Linked DNA regions of Homo sapiens: region 1 is linked to region 2. Evidence: chromatin loops called from intact Hi-C (ENCODE). Cell type or tissue: psoas muscle. All regions are shown on one strand. Links, peaks and the distances in the headings refer to the core of each region. The heading gives the core; the rest is flanking DNA.

Region 1 (10,081 bases), core at 3,096-8,095, 63 kb after region 2:
CCAATTCCCAGCAAGTTCCTCATCTCCATCTGAGACCACCTCAGCCTGGACCTTATTGTCCGTATTGTTATCAGGCTTTTGGTCAAAGCCATTCAAGTCTCTAGGAAGTTCCAAACTCCCACATTTTCCTGTCTTCTTCTGAGCCCTCCAAACTGTTGCATCCTCTGCCTGTTATCCAGTTCCAAAGTCGCTTCCACATTTTCGGGTATCTTTTCAGCAGCGCCCAACTCTACTGGTATCAATTTACTGTATCAGTTGGTTTTCACACTGCTGATAAAGACATACCCGAGACTGGGAAGAAAAAGAGGTTTAACTGAACTTACAGTTCCATATGGCTGGGGAGGCCTCAGAATCATGGTGGGAGGTGAAAGGCACTTCTTACATCAGTGGCAAGAGAAAAATAAGCAAGAAGCAAAAGTGGGAACCCCTAATAAACCCATCAGATCTCATGCAACTTAATCACTATCACGAGAATAGCACGGGAAAGACTGGCCTCCATGATTCAGTTACCTCCCTCTGGGTCCCTCCCACAACATGTGGGAATTCTAGGAGATAACAATTCAAGCTGAGATTTGAATGGGGATACAGCCAAACTGTATTGGTTTTCCTCTAAGAGTTTTATAGTTTTAGCTCTTACATTTAGGCCTTTGATCCATTTTGAATTTTTATAAGTAGTGTTTAGGTAAGGATCCCGCTTCATTCATTATTTTTTTTTTTTTTTTTTTTTTTTTTTTTTTTTTTTTTGAGACGGAGTCTCGCTCTGTCGCCCAGGCTGGAGTGCAGTGGCGGGATCTCGGCTCACTGCAAGCTCCGCCTCCCGGGTTCACGCCATTCTCCCGCCTCAGCCTCCCAAGTAGCTGGGACTACAGGCGCCCGCCACTACGCCCGGCTAATTTTTTGTATTTTTAGTAGAGACGGGGTTTCACCATTTTAGCCGGGATGGTCTCGATCTCCTGACCTCGTGATCCGCCCGCCTCGGCCTCCCAAAGTGCTGGGATTACAGGCGTGAGCCACCGCGCCCGGCCCCCGCTTCATTCTTTATATGTGTGTATCCAGTTTTCCCGGTATCGTTTGTTGAAAAGACTGTGCTTTTCTCATTGAATGGTTTTGGCGCCTTTGTCAAAATTTGCTTGACCGTGTATGTGAGGGTCGTTTCTAGGCTCCATTCTATTCCATTGGTCCCTGTGTCTGTTTTTATACCAGTAGCACACATTTTGATTACTGTGAACAACATATTCAGTGGCAAAATACTTAAAGCTTTTCCTCTAAGATCACGAACAAGACAGAGATGCCCACTTTCACCACTTCAACACCTTGTTCACTGTGGAATAAATCCCACCTGGTTATGGTATATAATCCTTTTAATATCCTGCTGAATTCAGTTTGCTAATATTTTATTGAGAAATTTTGCATCAGTATTCATAAGGGATATTGATCAGTAGTTTTCTTGTAGTATCTTTGTCTGGCTTTGGTATCAGAGTAATGCTAGCTTCATAGAATAAGTTAGGACGTGACCTCGCCTCTTCAATTTTTTGGAAAAGTTTCATAAGGCTTGGTGTGTTAGTTCTTGAAATGTCTGGTTAGAATTCATCAGTGAAGCTATCAGTCTAGGGATTTTCTTTGTGGGAGATTTTTTATTACTGATTCAGTCTCCTTACTAGTTATAGGTTTACTCAGGCTTTGTATGTCTTTAGTAGGTTGTGTGTTTCTAGGAAATTATCCATTTCTTCTAGTTTATCTAATTTGTTGGCATACATGTTTTCCTAGAACTCTCATAATCCTTTTTATTTTTGTGGCATTGGTTGTAATGTCTCCTCTTTATGATTTTAGTTATTTGCATCTCTTTTCTCCCTTACTTCTTCCCTCCCTCCCTCCTCCTTTCTGTCTTTTTTTGAGACAGGATCTTGCTTTGGCACCCAGGCTGGAGTGCAGTGGCAATCACAGTTCAGTGCAGACTCAACCTCCCGGACTCAAGCAGTCCTCTCACCTGATGCTACCATACCTGGCTAATATATATGTTATATATACGTGTGTATGTATATAGTAAACACATAAAATATATATATTGTATATATAACGTATTTTTTATTTATATATGTAAAAATATGCTGGATTCTTACCTAACGCTACATACATATTAAAAAATAACGTATGTAATGTTAGGTAAGGAGATATATGTGTGTGTGTGTGTGTATATATATATATATATATATATTTTTTTTTTTTTTTTTGGTAGAGACAGGGTTTCCCTGTGTTGCCCAGGCTGGTCTCAAACTCCTGGGCTCAAGTGATCCTCCTACCTTGGCCTCCCGAAGTGCTAGGATCACAAGTGTGAGCCACCACACCCAGCCTCTCTCTCTCTTTTTTTTTTTTTTTTTTGAGATGGAGTTTCGCACCAGGCTGGAGTGCAGTGGTGCGATCTCGATTGTGGCTCACCACAACCTCCGTTTCCCAGGTTCAAGCGATTCTCCTGCCCCAGCTTCCCGAGTAGCTGGGATTACAGGCATGGGCCACCACGCCCAGCTAATTTTGTATTTTTAGTAGAGACAGGGTTTCTCTATGTTGGTCAGGCTGGTCTCAAACTCCCGACCTTAGGTGATCCGCCTACCTTGGCCTTCCAAAGTGCTGGCATTACAGGCGTGAGCCACCGTGCTCAGCTCTTTCTTTCTTAGTTAATCTAGCTAAGTGTTTACCAATTTTGTTGATCTTTTAAAAAAACCAACTGTTTAATTTTTAAAATTGTTTTTCTATTCTCTAATTTCGTTTATCTGCATTCTATATATATATCTATATATATATTTTTTTTTTGAGACAGTGTCTTGCTCTGTTGCCCAGGCTGGAGTGCAGTGGCGTGATCATGGCTTATTGCAGCCTCTGCCTTCCAGGTTCAAGTGATTCTTATGCTTCAGCCTCCCAAGTAGCTGGGATTACAGGCGTGTGCCACCATGCCTGGCTAATTTTTGTATTTTTAGTAGAGATAGGGTTTCACTTTGTTGCCCAGGCTGGTCTTAAACTCTTGACCTCAAGTGATCTGTCCACCTCATCCTCCCAAAGTGCTGGGATTATAGGCATGAACTACTGCACTGGCCCTCCTTTCTATTTATTATCTACTGCTAGCTTTGGGTTTAGTTTGCTCTTCTTTTCTCTAATTCCTTGAGAAAGAAGCTTTTTTTTTTTTTTTTTTTTTGAGATGGAGTCCCACTCTGTTGCCCAGGCTGGAGTGCAGTGGCACAGTCTTGGCTCACTGCAACTTCCACCTCCTGGGTTCAAGCAATTGTCCTGCCTCAGCCTCCCGAGTAGCTGGGATTACAGGCATACACCACTATGCCTGGCTAATTTTTTTTGTACTTTTAGTAGAGACGGAGTTTTGCCATATTGGCCAGGCAGGTCTCGAACTCCTGACCTCAGGTGATCCACCCGCCTCAGCCTCCCAAAGTGCTGGGATTACAGGCATGAGCCACTGCACCTGGCCGAGAGTGAAGCATGTTTTTTAAATTATTTAATTTTTTTGTTTCATTTTGTTTTTTAACACCTGGTTCACATAGGCAGTATAAAAATTAATAGTTCTTATGGCTGGGCGCGGTGGCTCATGCCTGTAATCCCATCACTTTGGGAGGCTGAGGCGGGTGGATCACTTGAGGTCAGGAGTTCGAGACCAGCCTGGCCAACATAGTGAAACCCTGTCTCTACTAAAAATGCAAAAATTAGCCGGGCGTGGTGGTGGGTGCCTGTAATCCCAGCCACTTGGGAGGCTGAGGTGGGAGAATTGCTTGAACCCGGGAGGCGGAGGTTGCAGTGAGCTGAGATTGCACCATTGCACTCCAGCCTGGACAATAAGAGCAAAACTCCGTCTCAAAAAAATTAAAAATTAATAAAAAAAATTAATAGCTCTTAAGACTGTATTGAAGTTGTCACAGTGATAGTTAAAAGGGATCAGTTTTTTAAATTACACAGAGAGGCATCTTGCACACAACTTCCTATGGAAGGTATGTTCCCCTAACTAGAACATCTTTCCTCTCTTGCTGTCAAAATATAATCACTATTCTCTTCAAAACTCTGGCAATTGGCCAGGCGTGGTGGCTCATGCCTGTAATCCCAACACTTTGGGAGGCCGAGACAGGTGGATCACCTGAGTGCAGGAGTTCGAGACCAGCCTGACCAACATGGAGAAAGCCCATCTCTACTAAAAATACAAAATTAGCCGGGCGTGGTGGTGTGCACCTATAATCTCAGCTACTCGGGAGGCTGAGGCAGGAGAATCACTTGAACCCAGGAGGCAGAGGTTGCAGTGTGCGGAGATAACGCTGTTGCACTCCAGCCTGGGCAACAAGAGTGAAACTCTGACTCAAAAAAAAAAAAAAAAAAAAGCCAAAAAAAAACCTCTGGAAATTGAAGTTATTTGTTCTGAAAACGTATATGAGTGTGTTAGTCAGAAAACTGGTGCCCAAATATTTCCACATTCTAATCCCTGAAACCTGTGAATATATTGTGTTACATGGCAGAGGGGAATTAAGTTTGCTAATCAGCTGATCTTGAATTGGAGCGGTTATCCTGGATTATCCATGTGGGTCCAGTGTAATCACAAGGGTCCTTAAATGGGGAAGAGGGAGACAAGTTCAGTCAGAGATTTGAAGATGCTGTAGTGCTGGCTTTGAAGATGGAGGAAGGAGACTACAAGCCAAGGGATGCAGGTGAGCTCTAGAAGCTGAAAAAGGCAAGGAAACCTTTTTCGCTAGATGCTCCGTACTAGAACATCCAGACGGCATGCAGCCCTGCTAATACCTTGATTTTAGACCAGTGAGACCCATTTTGGACTTCTGACCTCTAGAACTAATATAATAAATGGGTTTTGTTTTAAGCCCTGAAGTTTGTGGTAATTTGTTACAGCAGCTGTAGAAAGCTGTGAGTTAACTAAAGATTTAGATTCATTCATGATTGTTGATGCTACAGTGGGTAGTTACCAAGCTCTAAGTTGAACTGGAGGCAAATTTCTCACCTCAACGAGCAAGCCACTGAGAATGCAGTGTCATCATCCTGAATTAGGAGAGCCCTGTAAATTAGCAAATTAGCCATGGCCAAAAAGGAAGCATTGTTTTTAAAATGAGGTAACTGTCTCCATATTTGAGTTGGTTTATCAATAATAGTCTTCTGAAAGTTGTCATTTAATTAGCATAAAGTAGTAAAAGCATGTATTTATTGTTTGCCACATTCTAGACACAATACCAAGCATTTTCCCAATCATATCTTATTTAAAATTCTGAGTTATCACAGTTTATAGGTGAGAACTTGCACAAGTTCTTGTAACTACTAAAAGATAACTGGTGTTCAGACTAAAGTCGTTCTGACTCCAAAGCCTGTGCTCTTAACCATTATGTGGTATAGAGTAGCAGCATCACACTGAAGTATACAAAACAACTTTTATAGAAGATACCGTCCCTCTGCTGCCTCCTTTTTGCTGGCAGGCGAGTGCTGAGGGGCAGAGGATACACACCTTGGGTGCTGGACCACTGTCATGTTACAACCTCGAAGATAATGGTGCCTTTTTTCTGACGCTCCTCTGTGGAATGTATGTTTTTTTCTCAAGTATTTATGAGAATTAGTATTGCTCAGAGCTACACAATTTGTGAATATCTTTTTGATACTTTGTTTCAGTTACTGTATTAGTCTGCTTTGTGCTAGGACATGCAAATCAACAATGGCTGAAACAAAAGAGAAATTTATTTCTCTTGTGTAAAAGTCCTGTTCTGTGAAGTTGTCAAGGTACAAGTATTAGCCAACTCTATTCTGCGGTCTTTGTGGTATCACCCTTGCCTGCATGGTCTGAGATGACTCACTACCACAACTGCCTTCCAGCCAGTATGGAAAAAGAATGAATGTTAAGGACATGACTTGGATATGACACACTTCAGCTCTCGTATTGGCTAGAATCTAGCTGCAGTGAGGCTGGAGAATAAATATGGTCTTTAAGGTTTTGTTTTGCTTTGTTTTCCTTAGAGACGAGGTTTTACCATGTCACATAGGCTGGAATGCAGGCTACTCACCAGCACCATCTTTGCACACTACAGCCTTGACCTCCTGGGCTCAAGCAGTCCTCCCTCAGCCTCCCAAGTAGCTGGGACTACAGGCATGCAACACCATGCTGGCTGAGAATATAGTCTTTAGTAGCCATGCAGCAGCTTAGAATGCTGTCATCCTGGGAAGAAGGGAAAATGGGGTAGGGAGTAGCCGGCAGGCTGTCTGCACACCAGGGCTAGTGTTTCTCATTATTCTGATTAAAACTTTGCATTTTGGTTATTTTGCAGCCATATGCCAGACTGCCCTCATCTATTGTTGAAAGAGAAAAGTTGTTTTGAAAGAACATACAATATAATCCTGTTTATGTTAAATTTGGTTTGTGTGTACATGTGCCTATAGAGAAGTCTGGAAGAATGTCTATAAAAATGCAAATGGTGCTATTTATTCTGGATTATAAGGATGATTCTTACTTTTGATGGTTTTCTGTATGTTTGATTTCAGAAAAAATTAGTACTGTTAGAAATTAGAAGTATTTCATTTTGAAATGGGGGGACCCTGTTTTGACCATATGACATAGAGTGAGAGGTTGGGATCCTGATTTTTCTTTTGTCTTTGTGGTAATTCTAAAAATGTTTGTGAGGAACCTTGTAGCAGTGATTCTGGGGGATAGTGTCCTTTCTAGGCACATGTTCTCATTGAATTCTCAATTGTCTACAGATAGTCCCCTTAGCTTGAGACACTGCTGGGGTCCTGCCTCAGCAAGGAGCACTGGACTGTGGGTCCTGTAGGCCCAGATGGAGAGGACCATCTTGGATATTAAGTTATCAGAGCCCTAATGTGTGCTGTGAGAAGGTTCCTTGATACCACTGACAACATCAGTATTCTTTCTGCTTTTTCTCTGATTTCTCAATATTCTGATTTTTTTGGTTGAAAAGAGTTCCCATATAAGTGGACCTGCACAGTTCAGTGGTCAACTGTACTGTATTAACATTCACTTCCTGGTTTTGATGGTTGAGTTGTGGTCCTTATTTGTGAGAAACAAACACTAAATTATCAGGCGTGATGGGGCATCATGTCAGAGCTTATTCAAATGGTTCAGAAAAAAAGTACTATTTTTGCAACTTTTATGTCAGAATACAAATTTAAAAATAATTTAAATATATTATACGTAATAAAAGAATGGCTATAACCTGTCAGCTAAGGTTCCAAGAGAGATTTAAGCCTTAATCGCCATGATGTTATTTGTAATAACTTATCTCTTACACATCTAGAATGGGGCTGAATACCTACCCCTGTGGGAGAATTGAGAAAATAGTCACATCGTTTTTCAGTAGGTTTACTTGTCTCCTGGAACTTCATTTGAAGAAAGCCAGAAAAAATACTAAACATCCATGAACCCTAAACCCAAGAAGTTATTTTGGGAACTTAAGAAATTGTCATTAAAATTACTTAAGGAATTAAAGAAGGAAATTACTTAATTATTTTAAGAAATTTTGTCATTATAATTACCTACAAAGTTTCTTGTGTGTTCCTCACTACCCCTCTCCTGCAAGGTATAACCACTAAGCCAAATTTTGTATTTCTTAGTCCCATGGTTTTTTTTTTCCGAAGAGTTTGGTTGTGTTTAGATGTATCTGATGTCCATTCATCTTTGTTAAGCTACGTAAGCCAAGGGCTCATCTTCCTCCCTTGTAATTTTAGTAATTGCTATTGTAGCAGCATTTATGATAGGCATTTGATAGTACTTGGCAGAAAAAATTTATGTGGTCACTTACTGAAGAAAGAATCTGTTTTGTAAGTTTATAAAGAGTATTGAGACATATCTCTGTTTTCACACTTTTGAGCACTATGAAAGGTAAGTCATCTTCATTTATAAAGGATACCATTGACATGGGTTTAGCGTTGGTGCCCTAAACATTAAACAGTTAGCATATAAAAGACCATCACAGGTGTTAATTTAGGTTTTTATATCATTAACGTATGTTTTGAAAAGGGAATGAGTGTGCATCTTGCTTTTCTTTTTCTTTTTTTGCAGATTTTTTTCTTTTTTTTTTTTTTTTAAGTAAGCTTCAAAGTCCATGAAAGATTCTAATATGCTCTGTCACTTGGAATGTTGAACATTACCATAAATAGTTTTGAAATAAAACTTTTTGTAAGCTTCAGATTAATCTCCTTTAAAAAAATTTAAATTATAACAGAAATCAACCAGACTATTATGAAGTGGTTTCTCAGCCCATTGACTTGATGAAAATCCAACAGAAACTAAAAATGGAAGAGTATGATGATGTTAATTTGCTGACTGCTGACTTCCAGCTTCTTTTTAACAATGCAAAGTCCTATTATAAGGTAAGAAATTATGAAATTTGGAAAGATACCAATTGGAAGATACCAATTTGATAATTGGCTTCTTAATATTTATAAACCTGGCAGGTGAGTAGTAGTTTCTTTTTGTGGCTTGAGTTCGCATTTGTCTTATTCGTAAAGAGACTGGACATTCATATGATTTTTATTTCTTATTTATTTACGTATTTTAATTTATTATCTTTTGAGACAGGGTCTTGCTCTGTTACACGGGCTGGAGTGCAGTGGTGAGATCTTGGCTCATGGCAGCCTCCGCCTCCCAGGTTCAAGCAATCCTCCCACCTCACCCTTCTGAGTAGCTGGCACTATAGGCACGTGCCACCATGCCCAGCTAATTTTTGCATGTTTTGTAGAGACCAGGGTTTCACCATGTTGCCCAGGCTGGTCTTGAACTCCTGGGCTCAAGCAATCTGCCTGCCTTGGCCTCCCAAAGTGCAGGGATTATGGGCGTGAGCCACTGTGCCCAACCCACATTCATGTGATTATGAACTATTCTTATTTCTCTGTCTGCTCAAATCTTTTGCCCATTTTTCTCTTGGTTTGTTAGTCATTTTCATATTTCTGGAATTTTTTTTTCTTTTTTTTTTTAGAGACAGAGTCTCCCTATGTTACTCAGGCTGGTCTCAAACTCCTGGCCTCAAGTGATCCTCCTGCCTCAGCCTCATGAGTAGCTGGGACTACAGACATGAGCCACCACTCCTGGCTTTAGAAATTTTTTTTTTTTTTTTTTTTTTTTGAGGCAAAGTCTATTGCCCAGGCTAGAGTGCAGTGGCACGATCTCAGCTCACTGCAACCTCTTCTTCCCAGGTTCAAGTGATTCTCCTGCTTCAGCCTCCTGAGTAGCTGGGATTACAGGTGCCCACCACCATGCCTGGCTAATTTTTGTATTTTTAGTGGAGATGGGGTTTCACCATGTTGGCCAGGCTAGTCTTGAACTCCTGACCTCAAGTGATCCACCCACCTTGGCCTCCCAAAGTGCTGGGACAACAGGCGTGAGCGACCATGCCTGGCCATAGAAATTTTTTAATTATTGTGGATAGTAAACCTTTTTTGATTATATGTGTTTCAGTTTTTTTATTTTTTTTATTTGATTTTGTGTGTTTCAAATATCTTCTCCCACTGTGTGCATATCTTTTCACCTTTCATGGTATTTTTTGATGAACAGAAATGTTTTATTTTAGTTTAATCAAATTTATCAATCTTTAAATTGGGTTTATTTGTATCTTGTTTCAGAGATTCCTCTTGCCCAAGATATTCTTCTATTAGTATGCTTTTCTTAAAGTTTTATAGTTTTGTCTTTCATATAAGCCTTTAATGCAGCTAGGATTGATTTTTGTCTTTTATAAGGTAGGAATAAATGCAGCTGGGATTGATTTTTGTCTTTTATAAGGTAGGAATCAATTTTTTTCCCACAGGTATAACCAACACTATTCTCTCTGCGTTTGTTCGCAATCGTTGCTGTCATCATTTCCATGTATTCATGGATCTGTTTCTGTCCTTTTATTCTGTTCCACAGGCCAGTTTATCTGTTACTAGGCCGTTCTATTTCTATCTTAATTACTTTGGCTTTATAATTTTTTTTTTTTTTTTTTGAGACACGATCTCCTTTGTTGCCCAGGCTGGAGTGCAGTGGTGTGATCTTGGCTCACTACAGCCCTTGTCTCCTGGGCTCAAGCAATCTTCCCACCTTAGCCTCCTGATTAGC
Region 2 (10,081 bases), core at 3,406-8,405:
TTTTAATGTCCTCATTTATTAATTCTATCAGTCGTGTCACTTTTGGATATGTTTCTATTAACTGATTTCTTTCTCTTCACAAATGTATGATATTTTCCTGCTTCTTTGCCCATCTGGTTATTTTTGATGGGATGCTAGACACTGAATTTTACCTCATTGGAAGCTGGTATTTTGTGTTTCTTTAAATATTCTTGAGCTTTGTACTTGAGTATAGTTAAGTTACTTTGAAATAGGCAGAATTTGTACACAGAATCTGGGGCTGTTTCTTTTAGACTGTCTCCAAGGTTCCTGTCTCACTTTCTAGTGACAGTGGTTGTTCTGAACTCTGTCCTTTCTGTAGGCCCACAAGATTGTGAGTTCTCTTGTACTTTGATCTGCCTATGGCCTGCTCTTAGGCTTAAAGGTGTTGACTCTTCTCCAAGATCTGCCTGCAGATTTTGTTTATTCTGCATTCCCTTTACGTTGTTGAGTTTTGTATTTTTTCTAGAGTTTATAGTTGTTATTTGTGGAAGGGTCAGGTCAGTCTGTAGGAACTTACTTGGACATTTCAAAGGATAATTCCCGAAAGGTCGTTTTGCACGTAATTTTTTAATGAAAAATTCTCATGAAGCCAATTAAATAACAAAGGGATATTTTTTTCCCCCAGGAAAGGTCAGACAAATGAAATTAATGCCTTGGTACAATTGATGACTCAGACCCTGAAACTGGATTCTAAAGAGAGCTGTGAAGATGTCCCGGTAGCAAACCCAGTGTCAGAATTCAAACTTCATCGGAAATATCGGGACACACTGATACTTCATGGGAAGGTTGCAGAAGAGGCAGAGGAAATCCATTTTAAAGAGCTACCTTCAGGTGATCAGCTTATTATTATTTTTTGTTTTTTAGACGGAGTCTCACTCTGTCACCCAGGCTGGAGTGCAGTAGTGTGATCTTGGCTCACTGCAACCTTTGCCTCCCGGGTTCAAGCGATTCTCCTGCTTCAGCCTCCCAAGTAGCTGGGACTACAGGCATGCACCACCATGCCCGGGTAATTTTTGTATTTTTGGTAGAGGCGGGGTTTCACCATTTGGCCAGGCTGGTATTGAACTCCTGACTTAAGGTGATCCTCCCACCTTGGCCTCCCAAAGTGTTGGGATTACAGGTGTGAGCCACCATGCCTGGCCTAGTTTATTCTTTTACAGCAAACTGGAGAGCATGTGTTTATTGGAGAACTGTGTCAAAACAAGGAACTAATGCCTATAAATTTTTTTGTGTTTTTAAAATTATTTCATTTGCATATCTCCATAAAAGGTATATCCTGTGTTTTGCAACAGAGGTATTCCTGAAAAGTTACATGAAAATTAATTTTTAAAAATAAATAGATAAATGTTTGTGGTTTTTCATGTGACTTTTCTTCAAGTTAGACAGTTGTGGTGTTTTTTAGGTTTAAGAGATGGTAGTGAAGCTTAAGTTCATATGTAAATTTTAAGTCATTAAACCAAACTCTTGTCAGAGGGAAAAAAGAATGTCAGTATAACAAGATTTTTAAAAAAACAGCCCTGCTGGGTACGGTGGCTCATGCCTATACTTTGGGAGGCTGAGGAGGGCAGATTGCTTGAGTCCAAGAGTTTGAGACCAGCCTGGGCAACATGATGAAAACTTGTGTCTACAAAAAATACAAAAATTAGCCAGGCATAGTGGCTCATGCCTGTAGTCCCAGCTACTCAGGCGGCTGAGGTAAGAGGATTTCTTGAACCCAGGAGGTTGAGGCTGCAGTGAGCCATGAGCATGCCACTGCACTCCAGCCTGAGCGACAGAGCAAGATCCTGTCTCAAAAAATCAGATGAAATGAAATAAAAATAAAATAATAAAATAAAATACCAAAAAAAAAAAAAAAAGGCTTGGTGTGGTATCATCATGCCTGTAATCTCATTGCTTTGGGAGGCCAAGGTGGGAGGATTGCTTGAGGCCAGGAGTTCAAGACCAACCGGGACAACATAGACCCCATCACTGCAAAAAATTTAAGAATTAGTTGGACATGGTAGTGCATTCCTGTAGTTCTGGTTACTTGGAAGGCTGAGGCAGGGTGATTGCTTGAGCCCAGGAATTAGAGGCTATAGTGAGCTATGGTCACACTGCACTACATCCCTATGACAGTGCAAGACCCTGTCACTTAAAAAAAAAAAATAGGCCGGGTGCAGTGGCTCATGCCTGTAATCCCAGCACTTTGGGAGGCTGAGGTGGGTGGGTCACGAGGTCAGGAGATCAAGACCATCCTGGCTAACACAGTGAAACCCTGTGTCTACTAAAAATACAAAAAATTAGCTGGGTGTGGTGGTGGGCCCCTGTAGTCCCAAATAGTCGGGAGGCTGAGGCAGGAGAATGGCATGAACCTAGGGGGTGGAGCTTGCAGTGAGCTGAGATCGTGCCACTGCACTCCAGCCTGGGCGACAGAGCAAGACTCCGTCTCAAAAATAAAATAAATAAATAAAATAAAATACAAAATTTTAAAAAATTGCAGTGTTCTTGCTATAGTGGTAAAAGTGTTTATTTTTCCCTTTGTCTTTGTTGTTGCCTTTTAGCTATTATGCCAGGTTCTGAAAAGATCAGGAGACTAGTTGAAGTCTTGAGAACTGATGTAATTCGTGGCCTGGGAGTTCAGCTTTTAGAGCAGGTGTATGATCTTTTGGAGGAGGAGGATGAATTTGATAGAGAGGTGAGTGTCTCATTAACTGTATCAAGATGCTTATGTTATAGAATTTTTTAAACAACCTTTTGAAATATAAATCACACATAACAATTCACTCATCTAAAGTGTATAATTCAGTGGTTTTTAATGTGTTTACAACATTGTACAGTCATTACCACAATCGATATTAGAACATTTTCATTACGCCCCAAGAAGCCCTGCACCTGTTAGCAGTCACTCCCCATGGTCCGCACTGCCAAATCTGAAGTCATGAAGATTTATTTTTATATTTTCTTCTAAGAGTTTTTTTGGTTTCAGCCCTTTTAGGTCTTGGACACTTTTTTTTTTTTAAGGAAAATTTAAACTTTAGCTTGGGCATGGTGGCTCACGCCTGTAATCACAGCACTTTAGGAGGCTGAGGTGGGTGGATCACCTGAGGTCAGGAGTACCAGACCAGCCTGGCCAACGTGGTGAGTGGTGAAAACTCATCTCTACTAAAAATATAAAAATTAGCTGGGCATGGTGCCACGCACCTGTAATCCCAGCGGCAGGGGAGGCTGAGGCAGGAGAATTGTTTGAACCTAGGAGGCGGAGGTTGCAGTGAGCTGAGATTACGCTACTGCACTCTAGCCTGGGTGACAGAGCAAGACTCTGTCTCAAAAAAAATAAACTCTATTACCTATTACCTAAAACATGAGAACTATGTACATTCTAAATCAAAAATTTAGAAATTATAGTGCCAGCAGTTAAATGTGAATCATACTCAAGAATTTCTATATTGGTAGTTTTCTTTTTTTTAAATGAAATTTCATTTTATTCTGATAAAGACTAATGTATGCCTAATCACCTAGTGATAATCCATAAGTTTGGTAATTCACAACATTTTTAGAAAGCACATAATATTAACATTCAAATAAAGCATTATAGAAAGTTTTATAAAGAATGAAGTGCTAGTTGGGCAGGGATGGGTGGGACAAAAAGAAAAGAATGAAGTGTTTACTATAATTCTTTTTTTTTTTTTTTTTATGAGACGGAGTCTCGCTCTGTCACCTAGGCTGGAGTGCAGTGGTGCGATCTCAGCTCACTGTAAGCTCTGCCTCCCTGGTTCACGCCATTCTCCTGCCTCAGCCTCCCGAGTAGCTGGGACTACAGGTGCCCACCACCACGCTTGGCTAATGTTTTGTATTTTTAGTAGAGGCTGGGTTTCACTGTGTCAGCCAGGATGGTCTCGATCTCCTGACCTCATGATCTGCCCACCTCGGCCTCCCAAAGTGCTGGGATTACAGGCGTGAGCCACCAGGCCCGGCCTGCTATAATTATTTTTAAAAACCTTGGTTCATCTTGAAAGATCAATGGATTTTTAAAATATCAGAAGAAAAGGAAAATAAATTCCCCCCCGCCAAAAATACATAAGAACCACTTACTGGCACTTGTATTTTAAGTACCTGGGAAAAAACAGGACAGATTTTTAAAGGCAATTAATAACAGCTGTTACAAGGGCTTGTTTCATTTGATTTAGCACCAAGTAAAATAAGAGTAAATATGCCACGGAAGACATAGTCGGGTTTTTCCTCCACTTCTCATATTGCCCCACTTCTCCTACTAGACCACACAGTACATCAGCAACCATCCTTGTTGCCCCACTAAGGAATCACTTTAGATTCCAATTTTTAAATGGCTGGTCAGATGACACCAGTAGAGTTCTTTCCCCTTAAGATAAGGTGGCAGTGAATGCTAACAGGTATCAATTTATTTGATCAGAAACAAACAACTCCTTCAGGAAATTAACTTACTTTCCTGATCCTTGTTAACTTATCATGTAAATTCTTTTTATTGGCACACCTGTTTACTAATTATGATTGATTGCTATTTTTGGCAAAGGAACATTCCCCAGGCATGCCTGAGCTATTTACTAATGACAAAGTGTGCTTACTTTACATAGTGCCATGGGTTTTCTCTTTTTCTCTTATTTTTGGGAGGGTTGTACAATACCTTGTTATTTATCAGGGCAGATCTCATACATTGGATCAAAAAGAGAAACTGGTAAGTAGATCGTAAAACACATTTCTTAACCTGAGTAACATCTGTAAACACAGACTTTAACTACATTTTGTTGAAAAATTCATTCAACTTTGGTGCTTATCCAAGAACTTATAATGTCCATTTCTGACATAAATAATAACCCTCAGTACATATGTATTTTCAAAAGAAAACAAGTGATCTTAAAGTAATATTTTTATCTATGCTAATTGTTACATTTTTATAGCAAATTGGAAATTCTGAGTAAACTGAAAGTGTGTTTAACACCAAAATAAATTTCGCTCTAACAAATGTTTTAAAAGTTTAGACATCTCTGATGTTTTTGAAGATAACTGGATAAAACACACTAGGTGATTTCAAAAGATGAATCTTAGTATCTATCTCATTTGACACTTCCTTTGTATTCAGAATAAAATTAGTAGAAATAAAAGTAGTATACTTTTCAAAGAATTCATATATACTGGAAGTCTTAGGAAAAGCAGCTTCTAAATGGAAGGCCTAGGAGGTTTGCTCATCTTACTCGTTACATGTATTTCTCCTCATGGAGTAACTGAAGAGCTTTCTGGCTTGTTTGTGGAATTTTAGTTGGTAGGAAAGCATATACACAGGGCCAAATCCTCTTGGTTTCTGTTCTGGAGAATGTTTCCATTACCCCTTTTTTTTTGGTAATATTCTAAGACTGGCTTTGTTTCAGTTCACAAGCCTTTAGTCTCTTGATATCCATCTCTGGTTTATCATCCTCTTGCTGAATGAGAGGCTCCCCAGTCAGATCATCAATGCCAACAGTTTTGGGAGGGTTGAATTCAATGTTGTAGACTTGGCCACTGGTGGGATGAATTGTACTGGTAGTTTTGATTAAACTCTCTACTCCGATATAACTGTTCTTTTTTTTTTTTTTTTTTTTTTGAGACGGAGTCTCGCTGTGTCACCCAGGCTGGGGTGCAGTGGTGCGATCTCAGCTCACCTCCACCTCCCAGGTTCAAGCGATTCTTCTGCCTCAGCCTCCCTAGTAGCTGGGACTACAGGTGTGTGCCACCACACATGGCTAATTTTTGTATTTTTAGTAGGGACAGGGTTTCACCATGTTGGCCAGGATGGTCTCGATCTTTTTTTTTTTTTTGAGTTGGAGTCTCACTCTGTTACCTAGCAGGCTGGAGTGCAGTGGCATGATATTGGCTCACCGCAACCTCCGCCTCCTGGGTTCAAGCAATTCTCCTGCCTCAGCCTCCCGAGCAGCTGGGATTACAGGCACCCGCCACCACACCTGGCTAATTGTTGTATATTTAGTAGAGTAGAGACGGGGTTTCACCATTTTGGCCAGGCTGGTCTTGAACTCCTGACCTCGTGATCCACCCGCCTCGGCCTCCCAAAATGCTGGGATTACAGGCATGAGCCACCGCGCCTGGCCTGTGGTCTCGATCTCTTGACCTTATGATCCACATGCCTTGGCCTCCTCAAGTGCTGGGATTACAGGTGTGAACCACTATGCCTGGCCAACTGTTCTCTCTTTATATATTATTTTTATATATATTATCTTTACATTTGTAAGGTTACCTTTCCGTGTGTGGATCAGTAGATGAGTACTGAGGCTTGAATGCAAACTGAATTCTTTGCCACATTTATTACATTTATAACGTTTGTGACCTATGTGAGTCTTCCAATGTTGTGTTAGCTATGAAGTACGACTGAAGACTTTGCCACATTTTTGCATCTGTAAGGTGTGCAGTGAATTCTCTTCAGTATGAATCTTCCAATGTCATGCAAGGTGTAAATTTTGATTCACCTTGCCACATGAATTACACTTGTAAGGTCTCTCTCCAGTATGAATTATCTGATGGTTGATTAGGTATAACTTGTGTCCGAAGACCTTGCCGCATTCACTATATTTGTAAAGTTTCTCTCCAGTATGGATTAGAAGATGGGCCATAAGTCCTGAATGCTTGCTAAATGCTTTCAACGTTTGTTACATTTGTAAGGCTTCTCTGTACTATGAATTATTTGATGCCGTGCAATTGACCAAAGACCTTGCCACATTCATTACGTGTGTAAGGTTTTTCTGCAGTATGACTTCTCTGTTGAGTGAGGGAAAATTTGTGCCTGAAGTTCTTGTACACTCATTACATTTGTAAGGTTTTTCTCCAGAATGGATTACAAGATGGGCGCTAAGTCCTGAACACTCTTTAAATGCTTTACCACATTCGTTACATTTGCGAGGCCTCTCTCCAGGATGAATTCTTTGATGTTGTGCAAGGTTTGAATTGCTGTTAAACACCTTGTGACAGTCACTACGTTTGTAAGGCTTCTGTCCAGTATGAATTCTCCAGTGATCTGCAAGGTGTGGATTGCAACTAAAGACCTTGCCACATTACTGCATTTGTAAAGTTTATCTGCAGTATGGATTACTTGATGATTAGTAAGACTTGCAGACACTCTAAAAACTTTGCCATCTTAACTACGTCCATAAGATTTTTCCTCTAATGTGTGCTTTGTCGTCTTGTGGGAGTGATGGGAAATCAATGAAATCATTTCTGTATTTATTTAACACTAGAAGAATTTTTTTGAAGTGGTGGAACTGAGGAACTATGGTTTGTAAACTTTTCAATTTGATTACTTCCATAAATTTTCCTTCCAGCTTAAAATAGCTGCAATTCAGGCAGATGTGACTGAAGGTTAATCCAAGTTGATTTTTAATAGGCTCATTTTCTGTATTACTTCCCAATGTACAGCTTCTCCCTGTGTTCACACCTTTGATGCATTCCCTGCCATCTGGATTGTTTGCTATCTTCACCCTGCAGAGTCCAGAGCTCTCGCTTTGTCTCCAACATGGAGATAATGCTCAGGTCAGGAAGACAGATTCCCAGAAAGACCAGGTTCCTGTAGTTCTCCTACATCACTTCCCTGTATAAAGCCCTCTGTGCAGGGTCCAGTTATTTCCACTCCTCCTGAGAGAATTCTGTAGCCACATCCATGAATGTCAAGTGACGCTGAGTAAGAGTCTTTCCTGATTCCTTTTCTTTCCGCTTCTTTCTCTTCTGGGCTTCTTCATCACACAGCCTGACTCATAAGAAATCAATCTGTGGCCGGGTGTGGTGGCTCACGCCTGTAATCCCAACACCTTGGGAGGCCGAGATGGGCGGATCATGAGGTCAGGAGATTGAGACCATCCTGACTTAACACGGTGAAACCCCGTCTCTACTAAAAATACAAAAAAATTAGCCGGGCGCAGTGGCGGGCATCTGTAGTCCCAACTACTTGGGAGGCTGAGGCAGGAGAATGGCATGAACCCAGGAGGCGGAGCTTGCAGTGAGCCAAGATCGCGCCACTGCACTCAGCCTGGGCAACTGAGAGAGACTGTGTCTCAAAAAGAAAAAAAAAGAAATCAATCTGTGAGGCTGGGCGCTGGGTGGCTCATGCCTGTAATCCCAGCATGTGTTAGTCTGTTCTCACACTGCTAATAAAGACATACTTGAGATTGGGTAGTTTATAAAGAAAAGAGGATTAATTGACTCATGGTTCCATATGGCTGGGGAGGCCTTAACAATCATAGCAGATGGTGAAGGGGAAGCAAGACACGTCTTACGTGGCAGCAGGCAAGAGAGTGTGTGCAGGGGGACTGCCCTTCATAAAACCGTCAGATCTCGTGAGACTTACTCACTATCATGAGAACCGCATGGGAAAACCCGTCCCCATGATTCACTTACCTCCCGCCGGGTCCCTCCCACGACACGTGGGGATTATGGGAGATACAATTCAAGATGAGATTTGGGTGGAGACACAGCTAAACCATACTTTCGGAGGACGAGGTGGGCAGATTGCCTGAACTCAGAAGTTTGAGACGGGCCTGGGCAACATGGCAAGACTCCTGTGTGTGCTGCGGCATGACCTTCACTCCACGTGATCCACTTCCAGGTCTCATTGGACACATTTTGAGTTAATTCTTGCGTATGGCATGATGAAGTAAAGCTCCAACTTCATTATGTATGTGGCTCTCCTGTTGTCCCGTCACCATGTGTTGCAAAGACTATTTTCTCACCTTGTTAAAAATCAGTTGACTAGAGACACATGGGCTTATTTCTGGACTCTCATTTCTATTCCGCTGATCTATATATCTATCCTTATGCCACTACCACACTTTGCTTACTGTTACTTTGGAGTAAGGTTTGAAATCAGGAAGGATGAGTCCTCCACTATTATTCTTTCTCAAGATTGTTTTGGTTATTCTGGGTCCCTTGCAATTACATATGAATTTTAGAATTTGTTTGTCAATTTCCACAAAGAAGCCAGCTGTCTTAAAGAAATTGAGAGAAGAAAGAAAAGTATGTTTGTAAATTTTGTTGTTGTAACTCTATCATTTCTGGATCTCTTTATTTGTTCCTTTGGATTCAACTTTCCATGTGGAGTCATTTCCGTAGCCTAATACAGCTTTGCTCCCACTTACCTCCTTTGTTTTGTTATTGGCAAATATATTACATTTCTATATGTTATAGGCTCAACAATATATACATTTTTTTAAATTGTAATAAAATGGAGATAAAATATACCATTTTAGCCATTTTAAAGCATACAGTTCAGTGGTATTAAGTACATTCACATTGTTGTACAACATTCACCACCATCTATCATCAGAACTTTTTTCATGTTGCAAAACTGAAACTCTACACCCATTTAACAATAGTTCCCCATTTCCTGCCCCCACCAGCCCCTGGCAACCACCCATCTACTTTCTGTCTCTCTGAGTTTGACTATCCTAAGCATTTGCACAAAGCTGAGACATAAAATGTTAAACTGGCCCACAAAGAAAGCTCCATGCTCAGATGCTTTACTGGTGAATTCTTCCAACCATCTAAGAAAGAAAGAACACCAATCCTGCATAAAGTCTTCCAGAATACTTTAAGAGGGGATACTTCCCACCTTATCCACAAAACCAGCACAACTCTGACATCAAGACTCAACAAGGACACTACGTGAAAAAATATCAGATCAATATCTCTCATGAACAGAGGTGAAAAAATACTTTAATCATCTGGATTTTGTTAAAGATTTTCGAATGAATGTTCATAAGGGATATTCATATGCATTTCTCTTTTCCTGTAGTGTCCCTGTCTGGCCCCAGCACCAGGGCATTGTCGTCAGCCTCATAAAATGAACCAGGAATTACCCCTTCCTCCTCAACTCTCTGGAAAAGTTTGAGAAGGATTGGCATCATTTCCTCTCCAAAGTGTGGTAGAATCACCAGCAAAGCCATCAGGTCTAGGAACTTTCCTTTTTGGGAGTTTGTTGATGATTGATTCATTCTCCTTACACTAGTTATGGGTCTATTCAGATTTTCTATTTCTTTGTGATTCAGTCTCAGTAGGTTTTATGTTTCTAGGA

Evidence for each region. Peaks named below come from ENCODE experiments on the same cell type or tissue, not always from the same donor. Only the 100,000 strongest peaks of a DNase experiment are listed, where the experiment ranks them.
Region 1: a loop joins it to region 2, with 7 times the contacts of the local background. A loop is called at or near these places in 3 of 110 quality-filtered maps.

The regions. Positions count from the first base shown.
Region 1 is chr3:52,666,778-52,676,858 of GRCh38, reverse strand. It overlaps PBRM1 (polybromo 1), which reads left to right. Exons shown (of 32, transcript NM_001405607.1): 4 at 8,214-8,361. Among named protein-coding and RNA genes, the nearest start is that of PBRM1, 14 kb to the left of the region's middle. RefSeq lists enhancers at 5,402-5,571, 9,951-10,081. In psoas muscle, for the core only: no CTCF peak of the experiment used is centred there; no DNase peak of the experiment used is centred there; H3K27ac peaks cover 2,192 bases.
Region 2 is chr3:52,730,200-52,740,280 of GRCh38, reverse strand. NEK4 (NIMA related kinase 4) reads left to right here. Exons shown (of 16, transcript NM_003157.6): 14 at 647-852; 15 at 2,562-2,695. It also overlaps the pseudogene LOC100301990, the pseudogene AK3P7 and the pseudogene LOC100499399. Among named protein-coding and RNA genes, the nearest start is that of SPCS1, 29 kb to the right of the region's middle. RefSeq lists an enhancer at 7,517-8,716. In psoas muscle, for the core only: no CTCF peak of the experiment used is centred there; no DNase peak of the experiment used is centred there.